2 separate regions of the Mus musculus genome follow, and region 1 is linked to region 2. A link is a loop called in an ENCODE intact Hi-C map of the cell type or tissue named here. Cell type or tissue: heart. All regions are shown on one strand. Links, peaks and the distances in the headings refer to the core of each region. The heading gives the core; the rest is flanking DNA.

Region 1 (8,339 bases), core at 289-8,288, 270 kb before region 2:
AATGATCTGCAAGTCCCGGTGAGCAACAGCACAGCTCCGCCTGACGCTCTCATTAAAATCCATGCAGCCAAACTCTGCACGTTGTAGCAGCCTTGCAGAGCCTTGCAGAGCCTCGCAGAGCCTTCTCAGCTTGGGGGGCTGGGGACCCAGTCAGCTGAGAGGCCGTCTAGGCTCTACATAGGTATATGTGTACAAAGGAAATTTTCTTTTAAAACATGTTTCTTTAAGCCCTTTTAAGTAATAAAGGACCCAGTGCAGGTGGGTGTGTTTGTGGAATTCTGTAAGCGTAGAATACAAAGTTTAGTGACTATTTGAACTGGGCTGAGGCTGGTAAGACTATAAAGCAGCGGCCCATAAGGACTCTTAAGCGCTGGAGCAAAGGAGCCGCCCCGCTTCCCGCTTCCCAGTCTGCCTAGCCCAGCGGGGGCTGCCCCCATTCCTATAGCCCAGGGACCCAGCTTGCAATTGGTAGTGTCAGACGTGGCATGTAGCTTTGCCTTGGTTGTGAGATGATTTCATGGGGGGGGGGGGGGGAATTCCTTGGAGGCTCAGAGCAACTGGCCCAAACTCTCCTCCAGTTGGAGGCTCGAGCGCCCTCAGAAAGGACCCTGGCCGATGTCCCCGCAGAGCTGAGGTGCTGTTGTCAGGGCTAACTTGAAATCTCTTCCCGTGGTGCCCATCCTCTGACTCTATAGCACCAGCTTGGACAGGTTGAGGTCTCTGTGGCTTTGTTGAGGCTGCTTAAGCATTCTCACCACCATGTCCCTCTTCTGCATTAGCACTGCCTCCTGCTGCAATAATTTAATAAAGTCTTTGTAGTCACTCAGTCAAAAATAAAAAATAAAAATAAAAAACATAATGCTTCGTACAACTGCTAAAAAAAAAATGAGAACTTGGGTATATATTAAAGATAAATGTGCTGAAAACTCCAGACACTCGTAAAAGAAAGACTGGATCAGTTGTAATCACAGACTGATCGACAGAGTAAAAATTTTACCTCTCCCCTAACTGACACCCATGTCACTGCACTGGTGTAATTCTTTCTGTGGCGCTAGAGCAGTGATCTCAACTTTCCTCGGGCTGCAATCAGTTAACACAGTCCCTCATGCGGTGGCGACCTCCAACCTTCACAATCCATAACAATTTGCTACTGTTATGAATCTTAATGTAAATATTTGATATGTGACCGTGCCAAGGGTTGTAGCCCACCGGTTGAGAACCACTTCTCCAGCGACTTATTTTGTTTGTTGGTGGGCTCACTGGGGTTTGGGTATGTAAACAATTGTGACACCTATAAACTTAGTCTCATTTCTCCTTTCTGAGCCTGTATTATTTTATTTCCGTTTTCCTTATTCTACTGGCTCGGGCATATCGCACCATGTTTGAAGTGGCAGAGAGTTATCGGGACATAGACACTTTGCCTTGTTCCAGCTATAACCAGAATAGAAACCCCTGCTGCCCCTCGGTATGGGTGCCAACGAGCAGACAGGATCAGTGCTTCCCTCAGAGGGCTGGCAACCTGGTGGAGAAGCATGACTTTCTCCAGTAACAAGTTTTATAAGAAACCAGAACACCGACCATTCAGTCCTGCCTCTCTGGTCACGTTGCTCCTCTTGTCTTTGGATTCGTCATGCTGGTGGGTTTGTCCTTATTTCCTCTTGCCCGCCCTCCTTGTTATCACCCTTCCCTGTGTAGGGAGTTTTATACACCCAGGCCAGCCTTTGAGTCACCATTCTTCCCAACCATTATCTGAGTTACCTTTAGGTTAAAGATTAACTCCCGTCAGTTAACAATGTGCGCTTTCTGGGCAGCACACAGTGTGTGCGTCCAGATTCCTGCATACAGTGAGAAGTACAAATGGCCTCTCATGACTCAAGAGAGACAAGAGCCTCTATCCTTTTCAACAGTATGAAGTACAAGTGTGCTCATTTAGAGCTTAAAGTGTCCCCATCTGTCCCCTTCACTATCAAGGCTCAGCAGGATGTGTGCTTTGAGAAAGCCATCAGTGTCTTGGAGTCTGTGCAGATCGATAAAACAAAAGCATCCAAAACAGATATAAAAATGAATCGGCAAGCTTGGGAGGATTCACCCTCCTTGATTTTAACACTCAACATGAATGGAGGATATCCACAGCAGGACAGACAGATAAACAGACTGAGGAGTCAGAATAGATACTCCAATGTGAGTCCACAGAAATACACCCAGCTCTTCCTGACAAGGGCCTACAAGCAAGTCAGTACAAAGAGAACGCCATTTCGCCATGCAGTGGTCGAGTTATTAAGGGAGGAGTATGAACCTCAATCTAAACCTTACAGATGGTTCAAAATCTGACCCCAAACTGTAAAAGTTTTAGAAGATATTATAGATAAAAATCTTCAGGATCTAGACTTGATGAAAAATTATCTCATTGACTCAACATTATAATTCGTAGGAGAAAAAAATTAAAATAAAACCAAGTTAAAATTAACTAAAGTTTAAAGTATTTGTGATGGAAAAGATCCTATTATAAGAGTCTGAAAAAGAAGGCACATGGTGTGAGAATATATCTGCAACTACTGCAGCGCCGGATCTAGAATTTGAAAAAAAAAATCAGCATGTAACAAAAAAATTAAGTAATTTCCAGGAAGTATGCAAAAGATATAATAAGATATTTTTAAAAGAAGAATTTACAAATGGTAAATAGTCCCATTGAAATATATTCAACACCCGTAGGAAACTGTACAAATTTTGACTGCTATAAGATATCTATAAAAGCAAATGTGAAAAATACGTGGATTTAGAACAAGTGACCATATAAAGTATTACAGCTGCTGTGGGGAATAAAGACCCAGATACGCACTTACTGCGTAACAAAGCAACTCTCTTCATGGTCACTAAACACACAGAAATAAAAACATTTTGTTCACACAAAACCTGGGAACCCCATAGTTGTTCTATATGAAACAGATTAAAAACTAGAAATCTTCCACAAAATGCCCATCCGAGGGGAATGAGTAACCCGAGTTGTACATCACGTCAAGGACCTTATTTGCTGATATAAAGTAACATAAAGGGACTGGGCACAGGAAGGTGTGCCAAGTGGGGAACGCTTTCAAAAGGTTGCATTGTGTGTCTCTATGTACGTGGTGAGAGTTAGTGAAGGCTGGTGCGTTCATTTTAGTAAACAAAGGAATGGATGAGTGATTTCAGGGATGGGTGTAGGAGTTTGATGCTTATACGCAGAACATTTTGGTGAATGAAAATTCTTATCGTTTAGTAACAGGACAACTTACTGAAAGCGGTCTTGCTCCTACGATCCTTTTTCTTTAAGCAGAACAATTCCAAGACTGGCCAGCAGGGGGCGAACAATTCCTCAGCGCAGAGCGACCGCTGTTTAGTTTTTTCTGCAGCTCACATTCATTCTGCCCTGATGCTCTTACATGGGGGCGGTTTTTTACATTTCTTGTGATTTGTTTGTTTGTTTGTTTCATATTAGTAACAATCAAGCGTGTTTTCCATCTGTACCCAGGACTTAACATCCGTCATAGCAACGCAACCTTCCACATTCACTGTGATTTTTTTTAAGTGATGGTTTATAAATCAAAACATAAAATTCTAATTTTAACTAATTTGAAGCAAATTACATTTCAGTAGCATTAAATATATTATCATTGTTTAGGACAAGATATCAAAAAAAATTTCATCCTAGGCTGGGCATGGTGGCTCATACCTCTGATCAGAGCACTCACGAGGCAAGGATCTCTGTGAGTTCGAGGCCAGTCTTGTCTACAGCGTGAGTTCCAGGACATCTAGGCCTACATAGAGAACCCTGTCTCAAAAACAGAACAATGCTTTCATCCTATAAAGCACTGAATGACTGTTTATGCCCCGCCCCCTTTCCCTAACTCCAGGCAAACTCCATGCTACTGTCTGTGTCTGCAAATGTGACTTATTTAGATTCTCTCATCTGAGTATTCGGACCCACACCTTCCAAGTCTATCCAAGCAGGAACATGTAGGAGAAGGGCATCTCACTGTGTGTGTCCACGCGCCACCTTCTGTTCACGTATCAGTGGCTGCGATGAGTCCTGCTGCTGTCTATAGAGGAATATGGAATCAGCACACATACCGAAATGGCTTGGGTCTCTTTAAGGAACAAATACATGTACAGAAGCAGAGCCAGACCTGCTCGTTGTTATATCTGTGTGCTTCTCCAAATGCCAACTAGCCTAGGAATTACACCGAATCTACTTGAAAGATCTGCATGACGGACTCTGGCGGTGATGGGCAGCACCTGCCAACGCTGCGTGCTGGGTTTTAAGGTCACGATGTCGTAAAACTGTGGCAACTGACTCTGACTATAGGAGACTATAGTTAGTCTCCTTCACACAACTCAAGGGTTAGAGGGCAGAATACTTCCAAAGGGGCAGATTGTCTTACAAGGAAAAGGTGGGCACAAGAATGACGTAAACCACCACCACCCCTCTGGAGAAACCACATCAAAAGCTTCCGAAATACAGACGAGGCTCCAACTTATCTTGCCAATCTTCTTATAGAAGAAGAAAAGTATTCAGAGAGCATGAGGGGTGGTGGGTGTCCTACATGGGGATGGTAGGAGGGAGCGATGAAAAGGGAGAAAATTATGTAATTATATTTTAATTTCAAAAGATAAAAATTAAAGGGGGCTGGAGAGATGGCTCAGCTGTTAAGAGCACTAACTACTCTTCCAAAGGTCCTGAGTACAAATCCCAGCAACCACATGGTGGCTCACAACCACCCATAATGAGATCTGACTCCCTCTTCTGGTGTGTCTGAAGACAGCTACAGTATACTGACATATAATAATAAATAAATCTCTTTTTTAAAAAAAAAGTAAAAAGAGGGCTGGTGAGATGGTTAAGAGCACTGACTGCTCTTCTGGAGGTCATGAGTTCAAATTCTAGCAACCACATGGTGGCTCACAACCCCCTGTAATGAGAAACAAATAGAAACCTTTGGGTCTGGGGAGGGAGTGGGGAAGGGCGGAGCGAGGGGGAGGGGCAGAGCGAGTGAGGGGGGTGGGAGGGAATGGGGGCCAGAGCAAGAGGGAGAAGGGAAAGAGAGAAAAAGAAAAAGAGAAAGAAGCCGGGCGTGGTGGCGCACGCCTTTAATCCCAGCACTTGGGAGGCAGAGACAGGCGGATTTCTGAGTTCGAGGCCAGCCTGGTCTACAAAGTGAGTTCCAGGACAGCCAAGACTATACAGAGAAACCCTGTCTCGAAAAACCAAAAAAAAAAAAAAAAAAAAAAAGAAAAAGAGAAAGAAACAGGCTGTGGATTGTCACTCATCCATCCCCTCTTCTGACAGGTATGTGATAGAAATTGGTTATCTGATCTCACTAAGGCTACACAAGTCTCCGTTCTATTTTTTTGTCCCTGTTCTTTCTTTCTTCGGATAGGAGCATTTCTGGGTTAAAAACTTTGAGATGGGTGAGTGGCCCCATCCCTCAACCAGTGGCCATGCCTATCTACTGGAGGTGGTCTCCACAGGTTCTATCTCCCCCTTCTCTGCACATTTTGGCTAAAGTTATCCCCATTGGGTCCTGGTGGCTTCATGTTTCCCTGGTGTCTGGGACCCTCCAGTGGCTATCCCCAGTTCCTCATCCCCCCTGCTGTAGATTTTTGTTTGATTTCCTGACCCTCTGTACCTCTCTCAAATCTCCTCCAGTTCCTGATACTGTCGCCCTTATTTCCTTCCCCTCCTTTCTTCCTTCCCAGCCTCTCTCTTATTTGTGTTTTGAAACAAATTGTCAGCTCACCCTCAGAAAGCATCCAGCAGTTTGTGTAACAATCCCCAGGCTATGCCTGTTCAGGGTCCCACCTCCCTTGCCATGACTGAAACTTTACATTTTGCGTCTATTCTCGAGTGCCAAGCACAGAAAAATAGTTTTGTATTTTAAATGTGACTTCATAAATGAGTGAAAAGATTTTCCTGTGTTTGTTGACGTTTCTGTTTCCCATGAATATCATAGACCACATGTTCACTCCTCCGTCGAGAAGTAAAGTCTTTCTCGATCCATTCTGCTCTTTCTTTAGAGTGATTTTTCTGCTCCCGGTGCACCAAGAGCACATTCACTTCAAGATCTCTTCTGGGGATCTGAGGAGATGTCTCAGTAGGTAGATGCACTTGCTGTGAACACTGAAGGCCTTAGTTCAAATCACTAAAGCCTATGTAAAAATCCAGGCGCGTCCTTTTAATCCCCCACTGGCAGACAGGGAAAGCAGGTTACTGGGGATCACTGGCTGTCAACCTAGCTCTTAATAAAGTGAGAGAATCTTTCTTAAAGGACTGGGGACTGGAGCATCTTACATACATCACACATGCACACATGTGCACACACACTAAAATAAAATCGAAAATAAATTTACTTAGAAGGCATTATTCTGGTTTAGACGGAAACTTTGATGAGTGAACTTTAACGTGATAAATGTGATTTTAAGCAAACACTATGACATCTTGTTTAGAGGCTAAAGTTCCTCGCCATGGTTAGAATGAGAGTGTTCCAGTTACAGACTTATCAGGGAAGTCGTTTAGCACAAAAGCTTGTTTGGGTTTTTTTGTTGTTGTTGTTGGGGGGGGGGGGTTCGAGACAGGGTTTCTCTGTATAGCCCTGGCTGTCCTGGAGCTCACTTTGTAGACCAGGTTGGCCTCGAACTCAGAAACCCACCTGCCTCTGCCTCCCAGGGGTGCTAGGATTAAAGGCGTGCGCCACCACGCCCCGCTAGCACAAACATTTTAAAGGAAAGAAGCCGCCTGGCCTGCTGCGAGTGGGTGTAATAGGAGTTGTCAGCTGCACCATCACGTGATTCATCTCGAAGAAGCCTTTTGGTTCTGTCAGCTTTTCATGGGACAGCGACGGATAGGATGATTGTGGCGACACAGCACTGTTAGTTCTCTGAACCTGAGCCTAGTTTCATCCCATGACCTTGGATTTCACAGACAGGAAGTAGTGGGGAAATATTTCTCCTCCCTGGGAAGATACCCAGAAGCAGATGACAGCTGGCTTGTCCCAGCTGCTGTCTGGTTGCTGCTAGCTCTTTGCCTCTTTCCAGAAGGTCTGGTGTGACTCGGTGGGTGTGATAACCCAGGCACTTGCACACACGGCCACCTTTGTCAAGTGTGTGCAACTCTGCCAGCAGTGTGCTGCAGCTCTGTGGTGTGCTTTGTGTGAGAAGGCAAAGCCCAGTAAAGGCTTTTTTCCCTCCTCCATCAGAGGGCAGCAGGCTTTCTCCAGGGTGGAGTCACGGAACCAATTGTAAAAGGCCCTTGAAAGGCAACTTTACTCTTTTTAACTTAAAAAATATTCTGATTGTGCACCAGTACAGTATCTATAAATAAACTTCTTTTTAAAAGTAACCCACTAAAGCTGGAGCCGTGGAAGGCTTGCTTTTGAAATCCCAGCACATGGGAGGTAGAAGGGTCCTGAGTTTCTTCAGAGGAAATGAGGGCAGCCTGGGCTACAAGAGACCTTGACTCAAAAAAAAAAAAATAGTCAGAATTAAATGAATACAGAAATTGAAAATACCAACCGTATTTCCCGTGCAATTGTGCCCTAACCTTCCTGCAATGTGTGTGCCCTCAAGTGGATGTTTTGGTAGGAATGACCCAATGTTATCTGCTCACTGGGCATGCTTTGAAGGTCTGTCCTAGACAGAAATGGATGTAAAGTTTGTTTCTGCTTTTAGTAACTTGTGACTTTGGCAACATGACAATAAATATCTGAAAAATTATATGTCAATGTGAAAACATGCTTGTAACCACTGGGAAAAGTTTGCTGCACTACTGACCTACAGTCCCCGTGAAACAGAACACTTGCAGACCATAAACCTTATCAGCTCCGGGAACCAGTTCAAAGGCTATAGTCATATCAGGCTCAGCATAGAGTCCAGGCAGGGAAGTGTCTGTGGCCGGTCTGTCCTCGTCAGCATCTGTTGTCTTAGGAAGTTTGTGGTGATGACGTTCTCTTTAAGAAGAGATCATGGCAGATCCCTGGGCCCCTGTAGGAGCTAATAATCTTTTACACTGATAACCACATCACCCCGTGGTTTGTATGTGATGTCTTCCCCATAGGCTTGTATTTGAACACGTGGCCCCACCTCACGGTGCTGTTTGGGAAAGTCATGAAGCCTGCAGGAGAGACTGCGCTTGAACAGGGGGAAACATGGGGGCGGGCCTTGAGGTTTTGTAGCCTGATCCCTACTTCCTGTTTTCTCTCTCCTTCCTTACCGCCAGTGACAGCCTTCTGCCCCTGCTTCCAAGCTTTTCTTGCCATAATGCACTGTATTCCCTTGTCACTGAAGGCATCTCCTTGCTGGAATGTGTA
Region 2 (8,339 bases), core at 124-8,123:
GACTAGTTCTGGTTTTTATGTGTTACACTTTTAAATTACAACTTAAGGTATCTTATCTCTTACCGACGTGAGACTATTTCAGGGTTTCCCAAGTGCTGGTGATTTGGACATGATCTAATTTAGGCATCTTTCACTCCCTGGGATGGCCAGAAGAGAGGGAGCCGATGTGGCTGGCAGGCACCTTCTGTGTGTCCCAAAGCTGTGATGACGCAGAGATGATGCCCCTTAGAGAGAACTGCTCTTCAGTCATGGTGTTAGGAAGTAGCTGGGCTTCCTTTCTGGGACTATCAGATCTCTTCATAGAGCCTGTCCGTGGTGAGGGCCATGTTGGGGGCTTTTATTTTATGAAATACCTGTAATCATCTTTTCATTGAGAAACCAATTATGAAGGCATTTGTTATTTAAGCAGATAATAAATAGAAATCTTTTTCATTAATTTGTGAGTTATTTCTTCATTCTATGGAACTTAGCCTAAAATAGTGTGCATTGTGTATAGTGTATAATACACACTTGACAAATATCCAGTGGCTGTTAACTTAGGATGAAGCGCCATCTGCAATATTACCCAAGCTTTAATAGGTACAGCCACTGTATATTTCATCAGAAACTGTAGTGTCTGTAAGAATAAACATAGTACTAGCAACTGCATATGATTGAAATTACTAAACTGCAATTAACTTCATGGGTATCATTTGAGTTTTTCTGTTGAAATGTTACAGGTTCCTCCAGCAGAGTCTGAGAAATAAAAGCTTACAGATGAATGACTATAAGATTGCCCTGCTATGTAACGCGTATTCCACAAACTCAGAGTGTTTTACGTTACCTATGGGAGCTCTGGTAGAAACTATTTATGGAAATGGAATTATGAGAGTGCCTCTCCCTGGAACGAGCTGTTTGGCCTCAGCATCAGTGACTCCCTTACCGATGAACCTCCTGGATTCACTGACGGTGCATGCCAAGATGAGGTGTGTGCTTATTCTCTATCTGGGAATTGATTTAAAGAAATCTGGTAATTTTTTTGTAATTACAGGTATGTGCGTGTACATGTGTGTATGGTCTGTGCATTTAAGAATGATTTCCTCACGTGCTCGCTTCGGCAGCACATATACTAAAATTGGGACAATACAGAGAAGATTAGCGTGGCCCCTGCGCAAGGATGACACGCAAATTCGTGAAGCGTTCCATATTTTTGTACCGAAGGAGCTGAAGGGGTCTGCAACCCTATAGGTGGAACAACAATATGAACTAACCAGTACCCCGGAGCTCTTGACTCTAGCTGCATATGTATCAGAAGATGGCCTAGTCGGCCATCACTGGGAAGAGAGGCCCATCAGACTTGCAAACTTTATATGCCCCAGTACAGGGGAACCCCAGGGCCAAGAAGTGGGAGTGGGTGGGTAGGGGAGCAGGGCGGGGGGAGGGGATAGGGAACTTTCGGGATAGCATTTGAAATGTAAATAAAGAAAATATCTAAAAAAAAAATGATTTCTTCAAAAAATTGAATGTTGTTAACTATAGAAACTATAGACTATGTAGAGGAGTGTAAGGCAGATGGTGACTTTATCCTTTTCACAAGAAAATGGAAAATCATTTTTGCATCTTTTTTTTCAATGAGTAAATTTATGATTTTATATATTGTGGAGAAAAGTGTGCTATTGTATCTCGGTTTTCTCCTGTAATAAACATCTTTTCATGTGGTTTTTCATCCAGAACAGTTTTGGATTGCTACAACAAAGTTTCTTATGAAGCCTGAGTGGCCACTCTATGTTGCTGGGTGTCGAGGGTTTGGTGGCTCCTATGTAGTAGGGAGATGTTGATGAAGGTTTCCTTCACAGCAGTCACTGTGGCGTCTGTAGTTGAGTTTGACTGTGTCTTTTTCTTAGAGTTTTTACTAAACAGCTTTCTGAAAGGAGAATTGCTGTGTCCTGGAATTTAAGATGTTATTGAATTACACACTGGGACACTTTTAGAGTTGTGTTTGTTTCCTGGAAGGCAGAAAAGCTTGTGTTGGCACTAGACCTCCAGTGCCCAGGGTAGCCAGGCTGGAGCTGTAGTGAGGCCTGGCACAGCATGCTGAGAAGTGGGTGTCAGTTCACACGGAGGCCGGCGTGTGGAGGCGCGTGGGACAGCAGTAGGGTCTCATCTTGGGCTGACAGTTCCCTCGGCGTGGGGAGTGGAACGCTGCCTGGTAACGCTGCTCACAGTCAGTCCTCGAGAAGGACTGTGCTCTCAAGTTTTAAGTACTGACGCAGAGTTAAGACAGCACTGTGATTAGGCCAGATACAGTGTCAGCCCTGCAAAAGCTGTGCTTTTTCCTCTCAGATGGTACCCATTGTGACAGACTGTGTGCTACTTCACTTGTATATGTGACAAATTTGAGCAAAGCCCTGCTAGAAGCGAACATGTGGGTCTTAGCGATAATTTATTAAATAATTTTGTGCTAAATGTTTTGTGATGAATGTGGTAAATGTTGCTCCTCTAAGGTACTTCTTACTGTTTGAGAGGAGAAGCTGGCTAAAAGCCCTCAGTCATGCTCCTATTTATGGTTTATATGGAGAGCTTGCTTTGCCCTGAGCAGGATCCCTGTGTGTATTCCAGCTACTACACCCCCAGCCCTAAAGTCCTGTGGAAACCGCAGTTTGTTTCCAGTTGTCCAGATGCCACTACCAAGAGTCTGATACAGCTTAAGCTTGTTAAGTGAGCCAGGTCCACTGGAACTATTGCATTTCAGGTTCCTACGTCTCTGCCTCTGAGAAGAACAACTGTGTTCATAGACACGGGTTCTCATTTTCTTCTTCTTTCCTCGTCAGCCTTATTCACAGCATTGCAACCAGAGTGATAAAACTGGCTCATACGAAATCCAGTGTTGCGCTGGCTCCAGCCCTAGTGGAAACTTACAGCCGTTTACTGGTCTACATGGAAATTGAGTCTTTGGGCATCAAAGGATTTATCAGTAAGAGAAACTTTGCTGCTGTTTCTAATGATTAACAAGTCAGTATGAGAATGAAGCAGGGAGCAAGTGTCTGACGTGAGGCCAGCCTGCTGAGACAGGACAGGGATGAAGCAGGCAACGACAGATGCATGCTTTGGGGCAGAGATGGGTGCTGTGGGAGTCAAAGGGCAGAACAGGCCTCCCTTAGTGTCTGAGGTGGGAGGGAGCATGGCAAGAAATATGCTGCTCATAAGCCCCAAGTAGGACTGGGCCTCTCCTGCACATTCGTTCTTAGATGAAGCACTGCTGCCGCCATGAGGCGAGGCGGGGCAAGGTGAGGCTGAGTGTGGCCATGGGAAGGAGTTGTCATCCAGTGCAGCGACAGCGTGTTTAGTGTTTAGCAGTTCTGAATAATAGGTACTCTCCGACTGCAGGCACTTTTCTGATTCATTTCACCTGCAGTATGAGTTTTAACCATAGTAACTTTTTCCCAGAAGTGAACCCAGCTTTCTTTTGGATGGAAGAAAGAATGAACAAGGAAAGACATTAGGTTTTTTGTTTTGGTCTAGGTTTTGACTTTTTTGAGATAGTGTCTCCTGTTGTCCAGGCTAGGCTGGCCTCCCGACTCCTTATGTAAGTGAGTCTGGCTCTGAACTCTTGCCTCTTGCCTCTGCTTCCCGAGTGCTGGAATTGTGTGCCCCCATGGCTGGCTTGTCTTGTCTTAGCTTTCTTCCTTTCCCTCCCTCCCTCCCTTCTCCTTCCCTCCCTCCCTTCCTTCCTTCCTTCTTTCCTTTTTTTCTTTCTTTGGTGTTACAAAAGTGATTCTGTTTGAATTACACTAGTTGCAATGGTGTACACCTGAAGTCTCAGCTGAGGAAGTTCACTGCCAGTCTGGGTAATGGAGCCCTTGGCTTCAATTGCCAGCAGTATTAAAACACACACACACACACACACACACACACACACACACATGGAAATGAATCTCATACTCAGAAGTGGGAAACCTTGACTCTATAAAAATACCCAAAAGGTAACTGTGATGTGCGGCAGACCAGAAGGGCTCTTTTGGTTTTGGTTGGTTGGTTTTTGTTTTATTTTTGTGTGGTTGCTTTCATTTTATTTTTCCATATTAACCTGAGGCTGGCATGTCAAACTCTAGAAAGGAAAGATAAACTCAGAGTGTATTTAGGCTCTGGATTTTTTACCCCTACAATTGTAGTGGAAATATGTAAATACTTGTGTGTGTGTGTGTATGTCTGTGTTTATAGTCATTTTCACATACATCCTGAGCGACATTCTTCTGATATATACAGGGATGTCCTTTTGCTAACTGGTCCCTGGAATTCTGCCCTGGTAGGTCAGCTCCTGCCCACTGTCTTCAAGTCCCACGCCTGGGGCATCCTGCACACACTGCTGGAGATGTTCAGCCACCGAATGCACCACATTCAGCCCCACTACCGAGTTCAGCTCCTGAGCCATCTCCACACACTGGCTGCAGTCGCACAGACCAACCAGAACCAGCTCCATCTGTGGTGAGTGAGCAGCCTGCAGGCTGCCTCCCCTAGGGTTTAGTCCACCCATGCTTGGAAGTGGGGGTCTTAATCCCCCTGCCCCCAGGTCCTTTTTTTTTCTTATTTGCTGTAAAATTAAAATTCTGCTTATAAGACAAAAGAGTGAAACCCAAGTTTTTAAAAGAATTTGGATTTACATGTTTCAAGTCATGATTAAAGTACCATTTTATGGAAGGCAGAGACAAACAGATCTATCTGTGAATTCAAGGCCAGCCTGGTCTACACAATGAGCTCCAGAACAACCAGGGCAGAGAAACCATGTTTTGAATACCAAAAAAAGGTATCATTTCAATTTTGATTTAAGTGAAAACATATTTCGGATGGAAATCTGTAACTTAATGGAGGAGGGGACACAGTCTCGTGTAGCATAAGCGGACCTTGAATTCATTTTTGTAGCCAACACAAGATCTAAAATCTGATCCCCGTGCCTCTGCCTCCTAAATGCTGATTCTCTTAGAGTTGTATTCTGTGAAGAGAGACACCATGACCATGGCAGCTCTTATAAGGGAAAAGCATTGAATTGGGGCTGGCTTACAGCTCCGAGTTTCAGTCCATTATCATCATGAAGGGAAGCATGGTGGCATGCAGGCAGACATGGTGCTGAAGAAGGAGCTGAGAGTCCAGCTTCTGAGGCCTCAAAGCCCACCTCTTAATCACATCTCTCTTCCAGGGAAGCCACCTGGACTCCAGGTCCCCACCTCCTAACAGTGCCACTCCCTATGCACCTATGGAGGCCATCTTTATTCAAACCACTGTGCTGACTGCGCAGGTGTGTGCTGCCTACCTAGTAGTGAGGTGCCATCTCTCTAGGAGAAGGGTTTTCTTCTAGTCTATGTGTACAAGGTCAGCTGTTTTGCATTGTAAAATTTAGCATCAAAAAGGGAAGGTTATTTCTATGAACGAGTATAAATGAATGAAGCATAAAGAATGTAATCTTTGTGCTATCACATGTTCACAACTCTGCAATTGGGTCTGCCGACATACATGTGAACTGTGCGTTCCTGCTTTCAGTGTGGAGAGCACTGCACTGAGGCTCATCACAGCCCTGGGAAGCTCAGAGGTCCAGCCGCAGTTCACGCGTTTCCTCAATGATCCCAAAACAGTGCTGTCCGCCGAATCTGAAGAGCTGAACCGAGCCTTGATCCTGACCTTAGCCAGAGCAACCCACGTCACAGGTAGAGATCCTGCAAGGGATGTTAGCATACACTGTGCAGCTCCTCTCACACCGTGAGAGCACATGCGAGGGAGGTGCCTTTCAGGAAAGCAAGCCCGTGGCTCTGGTCTCTCCTCAGAATCGGCTAAAGGCGGGAGGAGCTCATGGCACTGCCATTCTAAGGAAATTCCCAAAGGTTTTCTTTTTATGGATTTCCATCTGTATATAAATAAGAATATTAGTAATTAAAATAGAGAAGTTTAAAAAGAACTTATTCATTTAAAAATACTGTAGCATGTAACCTTAGCGTAAGTAACATGTAAAAAGTAGTTTCTATAGCACAACTCTGACAGGAGGGGAGTGGAGCCTTTGTTTTAGTTTATTGTTTAATGGTTGTCCTTTAATGTCTGCGTAAGCAAACGTAGGTTTTCATAGGTGGTCTGTCTCACAGCATCTATCTGCTTCAGTGTATGATGCTGGGGTGGTTAGAGCACATGAGGAGAGCATGGCGTTTCAGACGCCTCAGGCTTTTCAGATAACTGCGTGTCCTCTGTCTGTTTTTGAAAGTTCCTTCAAGATGAGCTGTATGTGAAACCCTGGCCCTGCCCATGGACTTTCGCACTTTGCTGCCCCATGGTCCGCTGGCCTATTTTTTAGATTGAGTACATTTTTAATGTATGTGTCTTTTATCAGTTCGTCCTTTGGAAAACATTCCCTGTAGCAAATGTGAACACACCTTATTATAATTCCATAACATTGTGTGTGTTGATACCACTATAAATTTTGTAAGAATATCTTTACATCTGGGAAAACACTCACACTCGTGGACAGGAGCCTTTCCAGTTTCTAATTTCCACCTGAAACATCAGCCTCAGCATCTGGAGAAGACGCTGTCCTTCTGTCTTTCGTTTCTCTTAAAACAACAGGGTGAATTAATTTTTGAGAGAGTGTCTGCCAGATGTTTACATCTGCATAATTACTGGCTTTTCTGTCAGATATTCTTCTACCTAAAATTGAAATTCTGTGCAGAAAGGCAGCTGTTGCACCTGAGTCCTGTCATTTCCCTCACACTCCTTGCACTGTGGCACACCATGCACATTCCACACACAGTGGGAGTGGGTCTGTATGTGCTCATTTGTACAGCATCATTGACAGTATTTTCATTCATTTTTAATTGACACATAAAAAGAATCTTACTATTTATGGGATATCACATGATATTTCCACACATATGTGTACATTGAGTAATGTCCAAGGCAAGGTAATTTACCTGCTTAAAATTTTTCTTCTGTTTGTAGTAACATTCAAAGTCCCTCCTGATAACTTTAATATTTTTAATTTATAGGACATTAGCCGTGATCTTAACTGAGACGGGTACCTTTTGTCCTTGTTGAAATCAGGTGGTGTATAATAGTGTAGTCTGGTGCCTTCTTTGAAGTGTGCAGAGAGCCAGGCATTTCACTGTACCATTGAGAAATGCTAAGGATAGCCGAGAATTATTATCTGAGTATCTCTGAACACATCAAATTCTTGAAAAGACAGTAGGACTAGCTATAGCAGCAAAGGCTTGTAATCTTAGCACATGGAGAGTTTGAGGCAGGAGGATTGCACAGTTGAGGTAAACCTAGACTTTATTGCAAAACCTTATCTCAAAAAATGAAAAGAAGGATGGAAAGGACACCTGCAACTGCTAGAAACCATCAGACCACACTTTGAGAGGTGTTTGTTTAAGAAAGGAAAGGGAAGATACCAGATTTACCAGTTCCAGCTACGGCGTTGTAAACTGTTATTTCCTGTAAGTAAACATCTGGATTTAGAGATTTGCATTTGACAGGGCGTGTGTAGTCCGACATCTGCTTTTTCAGTTCCATTCCCTTGGCCCAGGAAAGACTATTAAAAATAAAAAGGACTCTAAAGTCCTTTGTTGTCTCTTCACTAATGGTGCTCCTATTTTCTCACAAAAAGTCCTGGTCACTCCTAGTTATTCTCCAAGTAAGAGGTGTAGATCCTAAGTACAATGTAGGTCCCCAGAGAGCGAGCGTCCTGCACTGAGACATCTCAGTGAGACATCTCAGGGTGCTTTGGCTTGCTTTGACAGTACGTAGTTTGGGTCATGGAGATCTGACTCCTGTCTGTTTGTTTAGATTTTTTTACAGGATCTGATTCAATACAGGGAACTTGGTGTAAAGATATCCTTCAGACCATCATGAACTTTACTCCTCATAACTGGGCTTCACATACCCTTAGCTGTTTTCCAGCCCCTCTGCAGGTAATTTGGTTCGGAATTACGTATTAAATACATGGTAATCTCTTCTTCCAGTCACTGTGGCTTTCTAGGGAGTGCTTGACCTGGTAATAGCTGAAGAAAATTGGCTGTTTCCTTTTTGAAAATTCTTCTTCTTACTTCCAAAGTCTCTTGAATTCCTTCCCATCCTCTCGAGGATTAAATGTGCTCCTGAGAAAGCAATTGTGATGGCTTCAGTTTCTAAATGAACACCTTTAGAATCTCACAGGAGTTAGCACAACACCTGAAAACTTGTGTCCTAACACTAAGACGGAGGAGAATAAGCTTCAGTGAAACCCCTTAGAGCATAAAGGAGCTACGTTTGACTGTGTTGATTTTTTTTAACTGTACAACAGAATTATAACTGTGGCTGCATAAGGAGGAGGAAGGCAAACCTGG

Evidence for each region. A loop is a pair of places that touch in the nucleus more often than their neighbours do. Peaks named below come from ENCODE experiments on the same cell type or tissue, not always from the same donor. Only the 100,000 strongest peaks of a DNase experiment are listed, where the experiment ranks them.
Region 1: it touches region 2 in a loop (11-fold over the local background); 2 of 42 quality-filtered maps call a loop at or near these places.

What each region holds. Positions count from the first base shown.
Region 1 is chr10:24,627,531-24,635,869 of GRCm38, forward strand. No RefSeq gene overlaps it. Among named protein-coding and RNA genes, the nearest start is that of Gm15270, 36 kb to the left of the region's middle. In heart, for the core only: CTCF peaks have their summits at 3,319 (motif pointing right) and 7,235 (motif pointing right); DNase peaks (open chromatin) are centred at 7,001 and 8,211; H3K27ac peaks cover 535 bases; H3K27me3 peaks cover 199 bases.
Region 2 is chr10:24,892,896-24,901,234 of GRCm38, forward strand. It overlaps Med23 (mediator complex subunit 23), which reads left to right. Exons shown (of 30, transcript NM_001166416.1): 15 at 720-965; 16 at 2,811-2,953; 17 at 4,290-4,464; 18 at 5,515-5,678; 19 at 7,801-7,925. It overlaps LOC115487564 (a small nuclear RNA gene), which reads left to right and starts at 1,085; the gene lies at 1,085-1,191. In heart, for the core only: a CTCF peak has its summit at 3,253; no DNase peak of the experiment used is centred there.